2 separate regions of the Homo sapiens genome follow, and region 1 is linked to region 2. A link is a loop called in an ENCODE intact Hi-C map of the cell type or tissue named here. Cell type or tissue: CD14-positive monocyte. All regions are shown on one strand. Links, peaks and the distances in the headings refer to the core of each region. The heading gives the core; the rest is flanking DNA.

Region 1 (5,379 bases), core at 231-5,230, 45 kb after region 2:
GGTTAGATCACTCGGACAACAGTGACTAAGCTCAACAGGGCTTCCAGCTCTTTTAATTAAAAAAATTTTTTCTCAAAGACCTATCTTTGTAAACCATCTCACCTTTCCACCTCCCTTCAACTACAATCTACGAATAGGGGGAAAAATGCTTTAAGATGTTGAAAAAGAATCTGTATTCCAATCAGATTCTTTGAAAAAAAGTATATGTAAGGCTGGACACGGTAGCTCACGCCTGTAATCCCAACACTTTGGGAGGCTGACACAGGCAGATCAACTGAGGTCGGGAGTTCAAGACCAGCCTGATCAACATGGAGAAACCCTAGCTCTACTAAAAATACAAAAATTAGCTGGATGTGGTGGCACACTCCTATAATCCCAGCTACTCGGGAAGCTGAGGCAGGAGGATCACTTGAACCTGGGAGGCGGAGGTTGCAGTGAGCCGAGACTGCGTGACTGCACTCCAGCCTGGGCAGCAAGAGCAAAACTCTGCCTCAGAAAAAAAAAAGTGTATGTAAATTCAACCTAGAAAAGAAATGCAAACAAAAATTATTGTATTGAAGTCATAGGACCATTTTTTCAATATGTTTTTTCAATTACAAATATATTAAATTTGTAATATATTTATATATAATATACATATTTTATATATGCACTATAAATATGAGTGTGTGTATATATATATATATATATATATATTTTTTTTTTTTTTTTTTTTTTTGAGACAGGGTCTCACTTTGTTGCCCAGGCTGGAGTGCAGTGGTGCAATTGTAGCTCACTGTAACCTTGAACTCCTGGGTTCAAGTGGCCCTTCTACCTCAGCCTCCTGAGTAGCTGGGGCTACAGATCCTCACTACCATGCCCAGCTAATTTTTTATTTTTATAGAGATGGAGTCATGCTGTGTTGCCCAGGCTGGTCTTGAACTCATGGCCTCAAGTGATTCTCCCACCTCAGCCTCCCAAAGTGCTGGGATTATAGGTATAAGCCACCACGCCTGGCCTAGTGTGTATTTTATATATAACAAATATTACCTATTTAACATTATTTAATGTAAAAATTCAAATGTTATATACTGTCTCTATTTTGACAGAATGGGACTTAATCTTTTGGATTTAAATAATGTCTCGAGTTACGGTATCATTTTCTACTCCTCATGGGCATCACTTAAGATCCCTCAGTCTCAAGCAACAGGAACCTACTCTGGCTACTTAAAAAGAATTTCTCGAAAATGCAAATCAAAACCACAATGAGATACCATCTCACACCAGTTAGAATGGTGATCATTAAAAAGTCAGGAAACAATAGGTGCTAGAGAGGATGTGGAGAAATAGGAACACTTTTACACTGTTGGTGGTACTGTAAACTAGTTCAACCATTGTGGAAGTCAGTGTGGTGATTCCTCAGGGATCTAGAACTGGAAATACCATTTGACCCAGCCATCCCATTACTGGGTATATACCCAAAGGATTATAAATCATGCTGCTATAAAGACACATGCACATGTATGTTTATTGCGGCACTATTCACAATAGCAAAGACTTGGAACCAACCCAAATGTCCAACAATGATAGACTGGATTAAGAAAATGTGGCACATATACACCATGGAATACTATGCAGCCATAAAAAATGAAGAGTTCATGTCCTTTGTAGGGACATGGATGAAACTAGAAACCATCATTCTCAGCAAACTATGGCAAGGACAAAAAACCAAACACCTCATGTTCTCACTCATAGGTGGGAATTGAACAATGAGAACACATGGACACAGGAAGGGGAACATCACACTCCGGGGACTGTTGTGGGGTAGGGGTAGGGGGAGGGATAGCATTAGGAGGTATACCTAATGTAAATGACGAGTTAATGGGTGCAGCACACCATGGCACATGTATACATATGTAACTAACCTGCACATTGTGCACATGTACCCTAAAACTTAAAGAATTTAAAAAAAAAAAAAATTTCTCGAAAGAGTATGGGAGAGCACCTAAGACCAAAAAGGAGGCCTGGAGAGGCAGGATGCAGGTAGCCACTGGAAACATCCACAGCAGGGCTTGCCACTGGAGTCATCAAAGACACATGAGCTATTTCTTCTGTCCCCAGCCCCTGGGTTTAAGATTCAAAGTCTCAGACCGGGTGTGGTGGCTCACGCCTGTAATCCCAGCACTTTGGGAGGCCGAGGCAGGAGGATCACCTGAGGTCAGAAGTTTTGAGACCAGCCTGGTCAACATGGCAAAACCCCGTCTGCTAAAAATACAAAAAGTAGCCGGGTATGGCAGTACCCGCCTGTAGTCCCAGCTACTAGGGAGGCCGAGCATGGTGGCATGTGCCTGTAATCCCAGCTACTCAGGAGGCTGAGGCAGGAGGATCACTTGAGCCTAGGAGGCAGAGGTTGCAGTGAGCCGAGATCATGCCACTGCACTCCAGCCTGGGCGACAGAACACGACTTTGTCTCAAAAAATAAAAATAAAATAAAATCTGCAGCTCTGATCATTGGGATCACTTGTTGGAATGGCCGGGTTCCTGTGCAGTCACCTAGCAGATGTCTACCAATGACAGGCCCTACTCACAGCCACTGCACTCCAGCTTGGGCGACAGAGCGAGGCCTTGCCTTTTTAAAAAAAAAAAAAAAGGCTCAGAGAAAGAGTATGCTTGGCCAAAGATCTGCCACCTAGGGCATCCTGAGCTGAGGAGGAAAGAGGGTACAGAGTCTCCCAGTTGCCCCCATCTCCATATGGGATGGCACAGCCCCTCGAGGAGCACCCCACCCTCAGCATAGCTCTCAGCAGTGGACAGATAATCACTGCAGAAGGAGATGAAGATACTGATTGCAGGCCCCAATGTCCACTAAATCATAGACTTGCTGTCATCACTAAATGAGAAGTTGGTGCAGGTGAACTGTCTTCCAGCAGTATTTTAGACTAACACCCAAACACCGTTTCTCTTCATTTATCAAAGGCCACCAAAGACCTGCTTTGGGCATGATGTTTTGGTGTGACACTTCTGAGCCAAAATTTAGCTTAATCTCTACACTCAACTTGTACAGATCAAGCCCAATCCCTTTGAGACAGAGTCTTGCTATGTTGTCCAGGCTGGACTTGAACTCCTGGGCTCAAGGGATCCTCCAGCTTCAGCTTCTCAGGTAACTGGGTGATAGGGTTTCGATTTGTGTCTCTGACCAAATCTCATGTCAAATAGTAATCCCCAACGTTGGGGGTGGGGCCTGGTAGGAGGTGATTGGATCATGGAGGCAGATTTCCCCCTTGCTGTTCTTGTCATAGTGGGTTCTCATGAGATCTGGTTGTTTAAAAGTGTGCAGCACCTCCCCCTTCTCTCTCTTCCTTCTGCTCTGGCCATGTAAGACGTGCCTGCCTCCCCTTCACCTTCTGCCATGATTGAAAATTTCCTGAGGCCTTCCCAGCCATGCTTCCTGTGCAGCCTACAGAATCATGAGCCAATTAAACATCTTTTCTTTATAAACCACCCAGACTCAGGTATTTATTTATAGCAATGCCAAAACAGACTAATACACTGGGATTACAGGTACACATCAGCATGCCCAGTTTAATCCCTCTTTCAACATCTCCTATCCATGACCACACTGCCTAGCACCTACTATGTTTCTAGGTCCTTTCCTTCCTCGTTACTTTTTTTGAGATGGTCTCCGTCATCCAGGCTGCAGTGCAGTGACGTGATCCCGGCTTGCTGCAACCCTGCCCCCCACGTTCAAGTGATTTTCCAGCATTAGCCTCCTGAGTAGCTGGGATTACAGGTGTGCACCACCATGCTCAGCTAATTTTTGTATTTTTAGTAGAGATGGGGTTTCACCATGTTGGCCAGGCTGGTCTGGAGCTCCTGACCTTAAGTGATCCACCTGCCTCAGGCTCCCAAACTGCTGGGATTACAGGTGTGAGCCACCGTGCCCGGCCTTTCTATTTTATTTATTTTTTTTGAGATGAAGTTTCACCCTGTTGCCCAGGCTGGAGTGCAATGGCATAATCTTGGCTGACTGCAAGGTCTGCCTCCCAGGTTCAAGTGATTCTCCTACCTCACCCTCCCAAGTAGCTGGGATTACAGGCATGTGCCACCACGCCCAGCTAATTTTTTGTATCTTTAGTAGAGACAAGGTTTCACCATGTCGGCCAGGCTGGTCTCAAACTCCTGACCTCGTGATCCACCACCTCGACCTCCCAAAGTGCTGGGATTACAGGCGTAAGCCACCATGCCCAGTCTAGTTACTCCCCTTTTGACCACTGCCCACACAGCTTTTTCTGAAGAATGTTCTGCATTCACAGGTGTTATATGAAAAGTGAAGGGGACCAAATGTCACATGTGTTTGGGAGATTCCCATAATATTTAGAATAAAATTCAAAGTCTGCATCTAAGCTTACAAGGCTCCCTGATATGACGCTCTCCAACCTCAGCCTCTCATACCCCAACTCCACCTCGCTCCAGCCACGGAGCCTGCTGTTCACACACCTGGAGCCAGCTCCCACCTCTGTGCCCTGGCCCCACTGTCTCCTCTGCCTGGGATGCCTTTCCCGGAGATCTACCAGACTACCTTCTTCACCTCCTTCAGGGCCAGCCTTGCCTTAGCACAGCAGTCTCTAATCCCTAGACCAGTCCGTAGCCTGATAGGAACCGGGCCACCCAGCAGGAGGTGAGCAGCAGGTGAGCGAAGCTGAGCTCCGCCTCCTGTCAGATCAGTGGCAGCATTAGATTCCCATAGGAGAGAGAACCCTATTGTGAACTGTACATGCAAGGGATCTAGACTGCATACTCCTCAGAATTTTTCAGATAGGGTCAAAAAAAGCTGGAGTATACTGGCGCAACCTTGGCTCACTGCAACCTCCACCTCCCGGGTTCAAGCAATTCTCCTGCCTCAGCCTAAGTAGCTGGGACTACAAGCTGATGCCATCACACCCAACTTTTTTTTTTTTTTTTTTTTTTTTTTTTTTTTTTTTTTTGCATTTTTAGTAGAGACAGGGTTTCACCATGTTGGCCAGGCTGGTCTCGAATTCCTGACCTCAGGTGATCCGCCCACCTTGGCCTCCCAAAGTGCTAGGATTACAGTCATGAGCCACTGTGCCTGGCCTCCTTATGAGAATCTAATGCCTGATGATCTGTCACTATCTCCCATCACCTCCAGATGGGACCACCTAGTTGCAGGAAAACAAGCTCAGGGCTCCCACTGATTCTACATGATGGTGAGTTATAGAATTGTTTCATTATCCATTACAATGTGATAATAAAGTACACAATAAGTGGAATGTGCTTGAATTATCCCCAAACCATTCCCCCACCCCCACACCCCTCTATCCGTAGAAAAATTGCCTTCCACAAAACCAGTCCGTGGTGTCCAAAAGGGAACCACTGCCTTGG
Region 2 (5,379 bases), core at 137-5,136:
AGAACTCCATCATTTAAAACTTTTATGCAGCAAAGAACACTGTTAAGAAAGTAAAAAGATAACCCATAAAATGGGAGAAAATATTTGGAAATCATATATCTGATGAGTCTAATATCAAGAATATATATGCTGAGCGTGGTGGCTCACGCCTGTAATCCCAGCACTTTGGGAGGCCAAGGCAGGCGGACCACCTGAGGTCAGGAGTTCAAGACCAGCCTGACCAACATGCTGAAACCTGTCTCTACTAAAAATACAAAAATTATTGGACATTTCTCTAAGGAAGATATACAAATAATGGATAAATAGTGGACATTTCTCTAAGGAAGATATACAAGTAGCCAATAAGCACATGAAAATACGCTCATCCTCATTAGTCATTAGGGAAATGCAAATCAAAACCACAATAAGATACTACTTCCTACCCTTTAGGATGCCTGTAATAATAACTAAACAGCAAAAAACAAAACGATGATGGAAAATAACAAGTGTAAACTAGGATGTGGAGAAACTGAAACCCTTGAACACCACTGATGGGATGGTAAAATGATGCAGTGACTGGAAAACGGTTTGGCAGTCCCTCAAAATTTAAATACAGAATTCCATATGACCCAGCATTTCCATTCTTAGGTACATATCCAAGAATAAAAACATATGCATATGTTCACACAAAAACTTGCCCACAAATGTTCATAGCAGCATGATTCCCAATAGCCAAGAAGCAGAAACAATCCAAATGTCAATCAATTAAAAGAATGTGGTCTATCCATGCAATCAAATATTACTTAGCAAGAAAAAGGAATGAAGTATTGATACAAGTTACGACAGGATTGAACCTTGAAAACGTTATGCCAAGTGAAAGAAACCAACACAAAAGGCCACATACATATGATTTCATTTTCATGAAACATGTAGAACAGGCAAATTCATAGGGACAGAAGCAGATTAGTAGTTGTAAAGCCTAGGGTTGGGGGAACAGAAAGTGACTGCTAAATGAGTATTGGGTTTCTTTTGGGGGTGATGAAAATGTTCTAGAGTTAGATAGTGGTGATGGTTGTACAACACTGGGAATGTACTAAGAGCCACTTAATTATACACGTAAATTTTATGTTGCAAGAATTTTACCTCAACTTTTTTTTAAAGACAGCTCTATATTATACTGATATGGGAGGATCTCTAAGATAGTTCCTATTTATTTCTGCATTGTTATTTTTAGACAGGGTCTTGCCCTGTACCCAGGCTGCAGTACGTGATGCAATGACAGCTCACTGCAGCCTCAACCTTCTGGGCTCAAGCGATCGTCCCATCTCAGCCTCCTGAGAAGCTAACATGCCAATTTTTTTTTTTTTTTTTTTTTTTTTTTTTTTTTTTTTTTTTAGAGACAGGGTCTCGCTATTTTGCCCAGCCTGGTCTTGAATTCCTGATCTCCAGGATATATTGAGGAAAAAAGCAAAGTAAAGAACAGTGTATAGTGTGCTTCTTCTTAAAGGGGGATGGGGAGGTAGAGAAAGAATATATGTACAAGTATTTTTATCTAGCGTATCTTTGCTAAAATATACAAGGAATTGTTACCAGTGGATTGCCTCTGGGGAAGAGAACTTGAAGGCAAAGGCCAGGCGTGAAGAGATTTCCTTTCCAAATAAGCCATCTTGTACAGTTTAAATATTACACTGTGTATATATCACCTTCCCTCCCCACAAAGAAATTAACCTTTTAGAAAGAGTAAATATGTAAATAAAGGGGCCATTATATAATGAAAATATGCTCACAGGAAGGTTGTTGACCCATGCCAGGAGAAAGAAAACACTGGGAATGAGATTCTAGAAGTGTTTATCTAACAGTGACAGATATTGGAGTAATTTTAAAAAATATAATTAGGCATTTCCCAAATACAAGATTATATAAACAGTACAATGCATCATAATAGAAGCTGGAAGGCTGTGTATGTGACAACAGCCTGCTCAATGATAAGCTCCAATCCTCAGGACCCATGGCTCTCCAGGGACAGGAAAACCTGGGCAGCTTCCTCCTCTCACTTCAGATCTCCCCAGTTGGGGGCCTTTGGGCACTGACAGGTAAGGGGGTTCTCTATATTGAAAGGAGCTTTCAAACACCATTTCTATGATTCAAGGAGAAAGAGAGATTGTATAAAATACTCATGGTTATAGTCCAACACCCCATTTTCAACTCTTTTGTCTTGACTCTGAAGATCTTCCAACTGTCCCTAAAAATTTGATGTATTGGTTTAACTCATGGTGATACGGTTTGGATATGTGTCCTCTCCAAATCTCATACTGAAATGTGACCTCCAGTGCTGGAGATGGGGCTTACTGGGAGATATTGGGTCATGGGCACAGACCCCTCATGAATGGGTTGGTGCCATCCCCATGGTAATGAGTCAGTTCTTGCCCTGGTAGTTCCCATGAGATCTGGTTGTTTAAGGAGCCTGGCACCTCACCCCTTCCCTCACCATGTGATGCCTGCTCTCTGTCTTCCGCTATGATTGGAAACTTCCTGAGGCCTCCCCAGAAGCTAAGCAGATGCCAACACCATGCTTTGTGTACAGCCTGCAGGACCGTGAGCCAATCAAACCTCTTTTCTTTGTAAATTACTCAGTCTCAGGTATTTCTTTATAGTAATGCAGGAATGAACTAACAAGTATGGCTTCAAAGTCTCCAGGTACACTTACAGGCATCAGACAAAAAGATGTCCTATCATTGTCTATTACTACCTACAGTCTCCAACACAACCTAAACAAAGCAACTTGTTTCACCCACACTCCCTCAGAGTCGTGATTGTTTTCCACTTCCATCAGATTACCACCAAATCCTCTCTCCTGAGTTTTAAATTCATGACAGAAGCTGCTACTGATTCTGTCTACAATGGCAGAATCTCCCAAAGAAGCCGAGAGTGAGAGCCAGTCCTTCCTGCCCTGTCTTCTTTATTTCTAGAGCTGAAAAAAAAAAAAAACAAACCTGGAAGCCCCACTCAGCAGCAGCTTTTGCAGTCTGTGGCTTAATTTAAGGAAGTATTCCACGAAACCTCTGAAGAGAATCTAAATTTAGATTAAAGTCTTTCACCATCAATGGCAGCTTCTCAGCTAGGGAACCCACATGCAGAGCAGTGTAGTGGGAAAGGGAGAAAAAAAAAAAAACAACTTTAAAATACAGATAAATGTGTCATCATTGAGGGAAGTGAAGCTGGCATTATTTAGCCCAAAAAGATTTGTTTTTTTTTTTTCCCCAACATCTTAATTCTTGATAAAGGGGTGGTATACAAAAACTTTTAGGGAAAGAAACAGTGAAATAAGGAAGATGGATTTTCTTTACAAGATTTCTATTAAGAGAGCAAATAAGCTATTCTGTATAACAGGATGTCTGTAACGATAAAATCGGGCATCAAGATATTGAAATTAACACTGTCTCCAACAGAGTTCTCTAACACTGAGTCAGATGGGAGAGGAAAACCATCTACTTACCAGTTCTGTTTCCCCAACACCCTGCTCTTCCCAAATATGTCAATTTAGACCTTGAATTCTGAGATGGTAAGAGTCAAAGCAAAAAAAAAAAAAAAAAAAAAATAGTGTGAGTTGAGATTAATGACAATTAACAGGGAAATAATGCTATTTTCTATGCATTTTTCTAACCTTGAAGAGTAAAGCTGATCCATTTAAAAGCTAATCTTACCCAATGTTCCATTCCCAAAATAAAATTAAGATATTGTATATAATTTCTAAATTAACACTTAGCAGACCTATCCTCTCTCTCCTCCAAAACAACACCTAGTTTGCAAGCCATATCTATAGACAGATTTCAGCAGATAACTGTGTAAAAGAAAAGAGAGTGATATTTTCTCTGTTCTTTAACACTCGCATCCTCCTCTTCTCCCCGCCCCCAGTCAGCTGGGAAACACTCCCAGATCCTTCCCAAGCTTAGTTTGGAAGTAAAGCTCAGCTTTGATAAACACTCAGCCCAGGAAATGCTTTGGATCGTAGACCACTTAGAATAGTTAGCTTGTCCTTTCCCAAGAGGTCTCTTTTCAAACTCGGTTTGATAGGCGATTTGGCGGTTTTTAAATTTTCACTAAAACCTCTTGGCGCATTGCTGAGAGATAAAATCATAGCAGTCTGGAAACTGTACACATGGTGTAGGGATGCACCACACCCAAGACAAGCTCCTCAAACTCCAGGGGAAAACCATTGTTCCAACGAGCTGCCAACAGGACTCTCTGCAGGAACCAGGGAGCGGCGAGGGGAACAGTCTCCACTGCGCATCACCTTCACTGCGCCATCTTGGTAGCTGCTTGATATAGTCAGCAACAAACGATGCTGGACCCAAGGAAAAGACTACAAGAACCTGTTTTTAGCATTTTGAAATGTTAGGCCGGGCAGGTGGCTCACGCCTGTAATCCCAGCACTTTGGGAGGCTGAGGCTGGTGGATCATCTGAGGTCAAGAGTTCGAGGCCAGCCTGGGCAACATGGTGAAACCCCATCTCTACTAAAAATACAAAATTATCTGGGCATGGTGGCGCATGCCTGTGATCCCAGTTACTCAGGAGGCTGAGGCAGGAGAATCGCTTGAACCCGGGAGGCAGAGGTTGCAGTAAGCCGAGATCGGGCCACCGCACTCCAGCCTGGGCAATAGAGTGAGACTCTGTCTCAAAAAAAAAAAAGAAGAAGAAGAAGAAAAAAAAAGGCCGGGCGCAGTGGCTCACACCTGTAATCTCAGCACTTTGGGAGGCCAAGGCAGGTGGATCACCCAAGGTCAGGAGTTCAAGACCAGCCTGGCCAACATGATGAAACCTCATCTCTACTAAAAAATACAAAATTAGCCAGGTGTGGTGGCGGGCGCCTGTAATCCCAGCTACTTGGGAGGCTGAGGCAGAAGAATTGCTTGAACCTGGGAGGCAGATGTTGCAGTGAGTCAAGATGGCACCATTGCACTCCAGCCTGGGTGACAGAGCGAGATTCCGTGTCAAAAAAAAAAAAAAAAAAAAGTAGTGTCCTTGACCGCACTACTAAAAGGCTCACTCCATAGCACTGACATCAACCATGCCACAGGGCTTTTTTCTTTCTTTCTTTTTTTTTTTTTTTTTTTTTTTTACATAATTAAAATTTCACATCACTTCTCTGTGTCTTTTGGACAACCACTGGTGTTGCACTTGGGAACTGTTCAAAATATCTCGAAGATCAAATAATTGTCTATAGTAGCAAATCCTCTCAACTTGGTTCATGAGTTCAAAGGCTAATGAAGCAGAATCCCAAACGCTGCCTCAAAGTGACAGGCAGGTTCATGAAACTGAACAGAATGTGAAGCCAAGTTCTTTCACCGAGAGAAAATGGTGGCAAGGCCTGAGGACAGAGCCAAACAGAAACACAGGAC

The links. A loop is a pair of places that touch in the nucleus more often than their neighbours do. Peaks named below come from ENCODE experiments on the same cell type or tissue, not always from the same donor. Only the 100,000 strongest peaks of a DNase experiment are listed, where the experiment ranks them.
Region 1: a loop joins it to region 2, with 1.9 times the contacts of the local background. A loop is called at or near these places in 2 of 110 quality-filtered maps.

The regions. Positions count from the first base shown.
Region 1 is chr7:99,162,689-99,168,067 of GRCh38, forward strand. It overlaps a transcript of KPNA7 not described here. Among named protein-coding and RNA genes, the nearest start is that of SMURF1, 21 kb to the left of the region's middle. In CD14-positive monocyte, for the core only: no CTCF peak of the experiment used is centred there; no DNase peak of the experiment used is centred there.
Region 2 is chr7:99,117,671-99,123,049 of GRCh38, forward strand. All of the region lies in intron 1 of SMURF1 (SMAD specific E3 ubiquitin protein ligase 1), which reads right to left. Among named protein-coding and RNA genes, the nearest start is that of SMURF1, 24 kb to the right of the region's middle. In CD14-positive monocyte, for the core only: no CTCF peak of the experiment used is centred there; DNase peaks (open chromatin) are centred at 1,241 and 3,071; H3K4me3 peaks cover 2,874 bases; H3K27ac peaks cover 1,598 bases.